2 separate regions of the Homo sapiens genome follow, and region 2 is linked to region 1. Evidence: read pairs that join two places in POLR2A ChIA-PET (ENCODE). Cell type or tissue: Panc1. All regions are shown on one strand.

What was found. ChIA-PET counts read pairs that join two places held together with the same protein. Peaks named below come from ENCODE experiments on the same cell type or tissue, not always from the same donor. Only the 100,000 strongest peaks of a DNase experiment are listed, where the experiment ranks them.
Region 2: POLR2A ChIA-PET joins it to region 1 with 6 read pairs; 3 of 35 experiments call an interaction of 5 or more read pairs at or near these places.

What each region holds. Positions count from the first base shown.
Region 1 is chr1:51,670,486-51,675,485 of GRCh38, reverse strand. All of the region lies in intron 3 of OSBPL9 (oxysterol binding protein like 9), which reads right to left. Among named protein-coding and RNA genes, the nearest start is that of OSBPL9, 56 kb to the right of the region's middle. In Panc1, no CTCF peak of the experiment used is centred here; no DNase peak of the experiment used is centred here.
Region 2 is chr1:51,608,409-51,613,408 of GRCh38, reverse strand. It overlaps LOC105378719 (a long non-coding RNA gene), which reads left to right. Exons shown (of 3, transcript XR_947339.4): 3 at 2,341-2,426. It also overlaps a transcript of OSBPL9 not described here. Among named protein-coding and RNA genes, the nearest start is that of OSBPL9, 6.2 kb to the left of the region's middle. In Panc1, no CTCF peak of the experiment used is centred here; no DNase peak of the experiment used is centred here; H3K27ac peaks cover 1,244 bases.

The DNA of each region.
Region 1 (5,000 bases):
CTAGCCCATAGATGCATTTTATTCGGTCTACATAAAAAATTGTTCCTAAAACTGGAGAGTTCACACACACACACACACACTCAACCCCATTCACAAAAAATAAATAAATAAATAAATTAATTAATTAATTAATTTCTGGCTTCTCTTGGAAAAAAAAGGATGATCTGACAACAATGGGCAAACATTCCAAGCCTACAACTGTCTGGAACTAAGTGGCAGCTATCCCTTTACACAGGGTGTGACCTCTCCAACTTGCTAGTCTTTACACAGCCATACTCTTCACTCATTTACAGTTATGCACTGCTTAATGACTGGAATCTGTTCTGAGAGATGTGTCGTGAGAAATGCATCATTAGGCAATTTCATCACTGTGCCAACATCAGTACATGAACCTAGATGGTAAAGCCTACTACACACCTAGGCTATAGGGTTTGGCTATCATTCCTAGGCTATAAACCTGCAAGCTTGTCCAATCTGCTGCCCACAGGCTGCATGTAGCACAGGATGGCTTTGAATGCAGCCCAATACAAATACATAAACTTTCTTAAAACATTATGAGGTTTTTTTGTAATTTTCTTTTTTAGCTCATCAGCTATCGTTAGTGTATTTTATGTGTGACCCAAGACAATTCTTCTTCCAATGTGGCCCAGGGAAGGCAAAAGATTTGATGCCCTGCTATAGAGTATGTTACTGGACTCAATACTGAGGGCAACTACAACACAATGGTAAGTATTTGTGTATCTAAACATAGAAAAAGTACAGTAAAAATATGGTATTATAATCTTATAGAACCACCATCATATATGTGGTCCATCGTTGACCTAAATGTCCTTATGCAGCACTTGACTGTACTTATCTGCCTAGCCGTTAGGCATTCATATTTTCAACTTCTAGTTCTACCTACCAGCAGTATGCTGACGATCACAAATCTCCATTTCCAGCCCAGACTCAGATCCAATTACCATCATCTATGTGTCCCACAGACACCTTAAACATAAGAGGTCCCTCACCACTACCTCTGCTCTCCTATATTCTCTATTTCAGATGCTGACAGTGAGGCACAATGGCTAACACCTGAAATCCCAGTAATTTGGGAGGCTAAGGCAGGAGGATTGCTTGGGCCCAGGAATTCAAGACCAGCCCTGGCAACATAGTGAGTTATACCTCAATAAAGTTGATTAAACATACACACATATAAATTTTAACTCAAAAAATAACTATTACAATAAAAATTTTTTATTAAAAAAAAAATTAGTCAGCCATGGTGGTGCAGGCTAATTTTTTTAGTAGTTCCAGCTACCTGGGAGGCTAAGGTGGGAGGATCACTTGAGTCCAGCAAGTCGAGGCTGCAGTGAGCCATGATCATGCCACTACACTCCAGCCTGGGTGACAGAGCAAGGCCCTGAAAAAAAAAAAAAAAGAAGAAGAAGAAAACAAAGGAAAGAAAGAGAGAGGGAGAGGAAGGAAGGAAGGAAGGAAGGAGTTGACAACATCCAACAGTAAGCCAAGCCAAGAGCATCACCCTTAGTACCCAAATTCTCTCACCTCCCATTTCTGAGCAATTACCAGTTCCTACAGATTAAAAAAAAAAAAAAAACTTTTTTAGAGACAGGGCATCACTATATTGCCCAGGCTGGAGTGCAGTGGCTATGCACCAGGTGTGATCATAGAACACTACAGTCTTAAACTCCTGGGCTCAAGTGGTCCTCTGGCCTCAGCCTCCTGAATAGCTAGGACTACAGGTGCATACCACTGTGCCCCAGTTCCTATAGATTTTTTAAAATCTCAAATCTAGTCCATTTTCCTCCCTATTATCACTGCTTTAATCTATTTAAGGTCTCATCAACAACCACAGCTATGTTATAACACTATGAATAAACTGCCCATGCTCCAAGCCAAAGACACTGCTCCCACCTGTGTGTTAGATCCCATTCTCTCTTGCTTTCTCCAGGACACTGATCCAGCAACTCTCTCCTTTCTCTCTTGCATCATCAATTCTTCCCTGTTTACTGAATCACTGCCAACAACATAGAAATGCTATTATTTCTCTTATCCTACAAAAACAAAACAAAAGCTCCCTTGCTCCCATTTCCCCTTCCGGTTACTGCTATATTTCTCATCTTCCCTTTACATCAAAACTTGAATGCACTGTCTCCACTCCTATCTTAAAATCACTCTTCTCAAGGTTACCAATAAACTTCTCAGTATTAAATCCTGTAATCATTTCTCAATCCTCATCTTATTTGATCTGTCAGTAGCATTTGACATAGTTGCTGATCCTTCTCTCCTCCTAGAAACACCTTTTCTTGTGGCTTCCAAAGTACCACATTCATTTGGTTTTCCTCCTCCTTTTTGGTTGCTTCTTCTCAATCTCTTTTGCTGGTTTTACCTCATCTTGCGCCCTCTCAATAAATGTTTGAGTGCCCCAGGGCTCTGTAGTTGGACCTCTTTTCTCTCAACATTTATTCCCAAATTCTTGTGGCTTTCAATACCATCTATGTGCCAATGACTCCCAACTCTATTTCTGCAGACCAAACTTTTCCACTGAACTCCAACTGCCTACTTGACATCTCCATTTGCCTATTTGGTGGACATTTAAAACTTGTTTAGTAAACATGTCCAAAGCTAAGCTCTGATGCCCACATTTCCCTCACCCTCCCAAAACTAGTTCCTCCTGCAATCTTCCACTTCAGTTAATGGCAACTCCATTCTTGTTACTCAACCTAGACTTGTCTTTCTGTCATATGTTACAGCTCAACCTTCAGAATAAATATACTGTCATACAATGAAGTATTACTTAGCAATATAAAAGGAACTATTAATATATACAACAACATAGATGAATCTTAAAAACATTATGCTGAGCTAAAATAAAGCCAGAAAAGAGAGTACATATGGTATGATTCCATTTATGTGAAATTCTCCTAACAAAACATCTATTCTACAATGATAGAAAGCAGAAAAGTAGTTGCCTGGGGCCGGGGGCTGGGGCTGGGGACTGACTGACAGGAGCATAAAGGAATCTTTTGGAGTGATGGAATCTATATCTTGATTGTGGTGGTAGTCATGAGTAAATAAACTGATTAAAATGCCTAACTGTATATTGTGTACATTTTATTGTATGTTAATTACACCTCAATAAAGGTGATTAAACATGCACACAATTCGACCACTTCTCACTATCTCCCCATCTCCACTGCTACCATGTGGGAGCCACTACCACCTCTCTTCTGGTTTACAACAGCCTCTTACTGCAGAAATAGTTTCCCTACTTCTGTCCTTGCCCCTCTGAATTTTACTCCCAACACAGTGGCCAGAGTCATCCTGTTAAAACATAAATCACACCATGTCACTCCTCTGCTCAAAACCTTCTAATGGCCTTTTATCTCAGTCAAATTCAATGCCCTTATAAAGGCCTCATATGGTTGGACTTCCTGTGTCCTCTCAGATTTCATTCTCCATTACTCTCCACCCATGGTTATCTGCACTCCAGCCAGAGCTGACCTCTAGCTGTTCTTCAAATATATGAGTATAAACTACAAAAAGAAAAACAAAACAAAGTATATGACTGTGTTGGGGAGGAAGGCAGGGTGGGTACGTCATTCCAGGCAAAGAAATGATGTATTCACCCCACCTCCCCCACCAACATAGCCATATACTTTGTTCCCTGACTTTCTTCAGCTCTTCACTAAAAAGGCACCATCTCAGTGAGTCTTTCCCTAGCTACCCTATTTAAAATTTCAACACTTCCCCTCTCCCTGCAACCTCACCTCTATTTCATTTTCTCCTTTCGTATTTTATTTTTTTCTCCCCAGGACTTATCACTCTCATTTACTTATATTTTACTAACTTATCATGTTGATCGTGTTGATTACCTTTCTCCTTTCCTGGAATGGATGACTCAAGGGGCAAGGAATTTTATCTGTTTTGTATACCACTGTATCCCCAGAATAATGTCTAAAATAGATGTTGAATGAATAAATGAATGTATCTGAACAAACTCTAGCTTTCCCTTTAATAGTTGACAGTAGAATTTGTTTTATAATGCATCAACTGATATTTCATTTGCTTAAAAAAAAACTGGTGTATTCAATAAAAACTTCAGCACATTTAAAGATATGTTCACATATATAGCTAAAATTTGCTTTCAATTCTAATCAAGAATTTAAGATCTCTCAGACACTGATAACTTTGTATCAAATTTGCAGGGATTTTATGATCAAGGACCTATGAATGTGAAATAGCTCTCATTAACGAAAAAAAAATACAGTCTTACCAAGTTCTTTGCAAAATCCAGATCTCATGCTAAAACTCCCATAACTACTACAATAGAAAATAAACTAATTATTCTGACAGTTTCAGAACTATGAATCCATTTTTAAAATGTGCATAACTCTTATCATTTAAATCCTTCCTGAGGAATATTTCTTGTTTTATAAGCCAAATAAGTATGAGAGTGCCAAAGGGGACATAAATAATTTAAAAGTAAATCAGAAGGTAGAGGTACAGCTTCTGAGGGTCCAAAGGAGGTGTCTCCTTCTTAGTAACTGCAGAGAAGAGAATTCCATACTGCAGCCTTACCTGCACCCAGCAGCTCTTTCTTGAAATGCATTAAAATATTCAACTTCATTCAAGTAAAGAGTTCCAGAGTGTAGGAATTACCTGCTGATTTATAGGCAGCATTACATATTTAACTTAAAAATAAAAACTCTGGGCTTTCATAATAGGATTTAAAATGTTTTATGAAGTTAAATATAGTAGAAAATTTCAGGACAGCATCGTTATTAAAGCAGCTCTGAATAAATTATATCATCAAACACAGTAAATATTTTAAGGTTATGTGGAAGAAAGCATTAGAGATATCACTATTGAGTACACTGGTTTAGGTTTGTTGAATATAACCTGCATCTTTCATTACTATCTGTCAATTTCTGAAAGAAGACAATGAAGAAAAATAACTGCAATTCACTATCCTAGCACAAAAAGACAACAGCTGCCTA
Region 2 (5,000 bases), 62 kb after region 1:
GAGTCCATATAAACACATACCTGTCTTTTCATCATGCTACATGGCCTCCTCAAAACACACTATACACTTCCTATAGAAACTTGATGTTCCAGACTAATCAGCAGAATAGCTCATGTTGCGGATGTCTTTTGGGATAAGCAAACTGTGGGGATCTTGAAACATCATGACTCAGATTGAGTTAAAAAATTTACATAGTGTTCATTAGTATCCCTCCATTAGCTTCTTAACAGCAGGAACCAGGCCTTATCTTTGTAGTCCTAGAAACTAGCCCAGTTCTTGGCACACAGAAGGTGCTTAATAATTATTGTTTGATCTGAATTATCTGTTCCATTGAAACTGACCAAAAGGTTTCAAGGATTGTGCTAAACTCCATGAGTTACGTTGTTTCCTTTATTCCCCTCAACAATCCTTCAAGATTTGTACTATCACACCCGTTTTAAATATGAGGACACTAGAACACAGAGTTATTTAGTGGCTTGCCAAAAGTCACACAACTAGTAAACAGCAGAACCAGAATTAGAATCTAGGTCTTTGCATGCCAGATCCATTTCACCCCAGCAGCAAGCTATATCTTCATTGTTTATGTATAAATGTCTTGATCACTTCTCAGTTATTTGGCTAAGATTAAGTGTAGTAAATAAATGTCTTGGACATGACACAGGCAACATCATCAACTTCTAAATCAGTTTTAACTTTCATCAGGGTCACCAGGCATCAGCAGGCTCTACTTAGCTTCAAATGTCAAAACACAGGTCATCAGGGAAAGCCAGGATCAAGTGCAGTTCTTGACTCATAAAACCATGTCCATTTCCACAGCACTTTTTCTACATTCTACACAAAGTGTCAAACTACATTCTTTAAATAATTAGCTAAAGTTACACGTGGTGGAGACACATCGGCTATAGTTCCTACATTCCTCAGTGACTGGCATCTTGTGGAAATGATGTGGCAGCTGATGCATAGCAGAAAAAAAGGACTAGACTCAGAACTGAAAGGTAGAGTCAATGTTAACCGTAAAACATCAAAAACTCGTCAAGGACAGGAGCTGGGACAGATTCATCCTGCCATTCAGAATATCAATAAATATTAAAGACATGATTTTTGAAAGACCATTCTGGCAGCAAAACTGAGGACAAAATGGAGAGGAGCAAGATGAGATAAGAAGACAAAGAGAGTTTTAAAAAGCTAATCAAGCAATAGAGAGTTTCAGTTTGGACAATGACAGCATGGATGAAGAATAGGAAAGATACTATTCTGTATATTTATTGAGAAACATTTTGGAGATAAGATTTTAAAACTCACTAAGCAATGGAATTAAATGAGGAGGGAGTAAGGAGAATCAGAGATAATACCAAGGTTTCTAACTTTTGTAACTGAATAATCATTTAGCCAAGTTTTGTTTTGTATGTATGTATTTATTCATTTATTTATTTAGAGACAGAGTCTCACTCGGTCACCCAGGCTAGAGTGCAGTAGCGCCATCTCAGCTCACTGCAACCTCCTGCTCACAGGTCTAAGCGATTCTCCTGCCTCAGCCTCCTGAGTAGCTGGGACTACAGGCGCCCGCCACCACGCCCGGCTAATTTTTGTATTTTTAGTAGAGACAGGGTTTCACCATGTTGGCCAGGCTGGTCTCAAACTCCTACCTCAGGTGATCCACCCCCCACCCCTTGACCTTCCAGAGTGTGGGATTACAGGTGTGAGCCACTGTGCCTGGCCTGTTTTGTTTTTAAAAAGGAAGAACAAGAATGGCTTGTGTTTCTCCATAGGAAGTTTCCTTCCTTTACACAGCTGTTTAGACCATTAATTTTTTCCCTTAGTTTCTAGCAAAAATTATTTCCAACTTTTCACAGCCAAGAGTGTAGGTACAAATTACTTCATAATGCATTCTGTTGTTGTTGGTTTGCTGTCTTCTCTTCCTAAACTTCACACCAACTGCTTTTTGTTATTGCTGTTATTGTTGTCATGTTTCTTAATTGGTATTTGTCGAGCATCAAATAAAACAACATTCCTACAGTGTTGTTTTATTAAGGAAAAACACAGAAACCTACAAGACATTGACTGTCCTTTGCTGGGTGTAGAGGAAACAAGATCATGCTTATATTTGGTAGAAGCAAAATAAGGCATAGCCTGTTTTGTTCACAGTCCTGTTTTTTTTTTTTTCACCCTTTCCACTAGCTACAGAGCAAGAAAGTGAAACATCAAGTTTAGGAAAAGCTATGATTTTCAGGCAAAAGAGAGTTGAGAAAGGGAGAGAAAATATTTTAGGAGATTTAGGTTCTGTAAGTGTTCTAAGGAAAGAAAAGAGGAATGAACTGATCTTTTGTCTTCTCCTTCCAGTGTCCCCTTGGAGACCCACATCTCAGCTACCTCGGGCTTTAAACATTTTACAAACACCCTCCTTCACAGATGGAAGTGACCTTTCATTCTTTACAGCCCCATCTACACCCTGAACAAACATGTAACAGTGTCTGGGACAACCTATTGCATCTACTCATTGAGTGCCTGGTTCTCCTATCTCTTGGGTTCTTTGAGGACTCAGTCATATGTGCATCCACAAGCTTAGCACAGTGCCTCACGTAGACAACATGGAACACAAAGCCGCAGGCAATCTGCTTAGCAGCAGCAGGCAATCTGAATAAAAGGGTCAGGGAAGGCTAGGGAAGCTGGATTGCCAGAAACCATTTTTACTTACGCTTTGTACTTATTTGGGTTGGCTGAGAGGAGCTCATAGAGATTAGGGAGCTAATTCTCCCAAGCCACTTTCTTGAATAAATGATAGTCAAGGAAAAAGTAGCTTCTCCAGCTAAAATCTCATTGAGGTCAGTGACTTATTCACCTCTCTATCTCCAATATAACAATACTGCCTGGGGCATAGCAGCCCATGTTGAATGTTTGTGAAGATGATCTGAATTAAGGTTAGGAGTTCAAAACCAGCCTGGCCAACAAGGTGAAACCCCGTCTCTACCAAAAATACAAAATTAGCTGGGCATGGTGGTGCACGCCTATAATCCCAGCTACTCAGGAGGCTGAGGCAGGAGAATTGTTGAACCTGGGAGGCAGAGGTTGCAGTGAGCAGAGATTGCGCCACCGCAGTCCAGCCGGGGCAACAGAGCAAGACTCCATCTCAACAACAACAACAACAACAACAACAACAACAACAAATATCAGTTCCTTTTTGAGAGTTTCTTTGGACACCCACACCTGTGCCCACCCCCAGATAGAGCTAATCTTACCTTTACTATGTTCCACAGTGAATTACACATTCTAATTCAGGTAGCAATTATCTCACAGCGTCCTTAATGAGTTCATCCACAGTGTATTGTGACAAGAATATTCTACATTGTAAGATATATGTGTGGGGCCGGGAGTGGTGACTCACACCTGTAATCCCAGCACTTTGGGAGGCCGAGGCAGGCAGATCACGAGGTCAGGAGTTCAAGACCAGCCTGGCCAACATGGTGAAACCCCATCTCTACTAAAGACACAAAAAATTAGCCGGGCGTGGTGGCACATGCCTGTAATCCCAGCTACTCAGGAGACTGAGGCAGGAGAATCGCTTGAACCCAGGAGGTGGAGGTTGTGGTGAGCCGAGATCACGCCACTGCACTCCAGCCTGGGCAACAAGAGCAAAACTCCGTCTAAAAAAAAAAAAAAAAATAGACATTCAGCCGGCAAGTGGATATCCTAATTTGGAGCTCAAGAAATAAACCAGTGCTGGAATTACACATTTGAGTTTTAATCCATAGGCGGTAGCTGGCCAGGAGTGGTGGTTCATGCCTATAATTCCAGCACTTTGGGAGGTTGAGGCATGAGGCAGGAGGATCACTTCAAGCCAGGAGTTTGAGACCAGCCTGGGCAACATAGCCAGACCCTGTCTCTACCAAAAAAAAAAAAAAAAGCCAGGCATGGTGGCACATACCTGTAGTTCCAACTACTCAGGAAGCTGAAATTGGAGGAGCTCTTGAGCCCAGGTGGTTGAGGCTGCAGTGAGCCTTGATGGTGCCACTGCACTCCAACCTGGGCGACAGAGTGACACCCTATCTCTAAAAAAAAAAAAAAAAAAGGAGAGAGAAGGTAGCTGAAGGCATAGGAAGCATTGAGATCAGGGAATGTGGATAGAGTGTATGGTTCAGGATGGAACCCTAGAGGACAGCAAAATTTAAAGAAGAGGAAAAAGAAGAGAAACCAGGAAAAAAGATTAAGAATCAATAATTAGAATGGGGAAAAATGAGAGAGGCTTGAGAAAGCTAAGGCCTACGGAAAATACTTCAAGATCAAATGCAGGAAATTAAGAGGCATTCTCCTTGGTGAACTCTATTTCTATATGAATTAGGTCATTAACAGATAGGAAGGGGGAAGGGGAGGTCATAGAATTAGACAGTGAACTTTAAGAAGGTGATGAAGTGTAAAAGGCAAGAGGGAAGGGCTCTGTGAAGTGAAAAAAAAAGGGATGGAAGTAGCAATAAGGGTCCCTCTGAGTTTAAACATACAAACTATTGGTAGCACTGGCTTATCTTGTTTTGAATGGTTGAGGGATTTTTTTTTTCCCCCAGCAATTCTCAGCAGCCTGTGTCTAGGAACACAGGAGGTGCATCACTGGAATTATCCAAGGTGAGAGAGATTTATAAGGTAGGTGGAGGAAGGAAGAAGTTGAGAGTAGCTGGTTAGCCTATATGTTAGAGTAGGTAGTTAGGCGGACAAGAGCAGGGCAGGAAAGCCCCCCCCCCCAATCCAGGAATGTCAGGTGACCATCAGATGATGGTCAGGAGATTGTTAAACTATCTCTCTAAAATAATCATTGAAGGCCAGTTGTGGTGGCTCATGCCTGTAATCCTAGCATTTTGGGAGGCTGAGGTGGGTGGATCACTCCTTGAGGTCAGGAGTTTCAGACCAGCCAGGCCAACATGGTGAAACCCTTTCTCTACTAAAAATAAAAAAAAAAAAAATTAGCTGGGCATGGTGGCACACTCCTGTAATCCCAGCTACTGGGGAGGCTG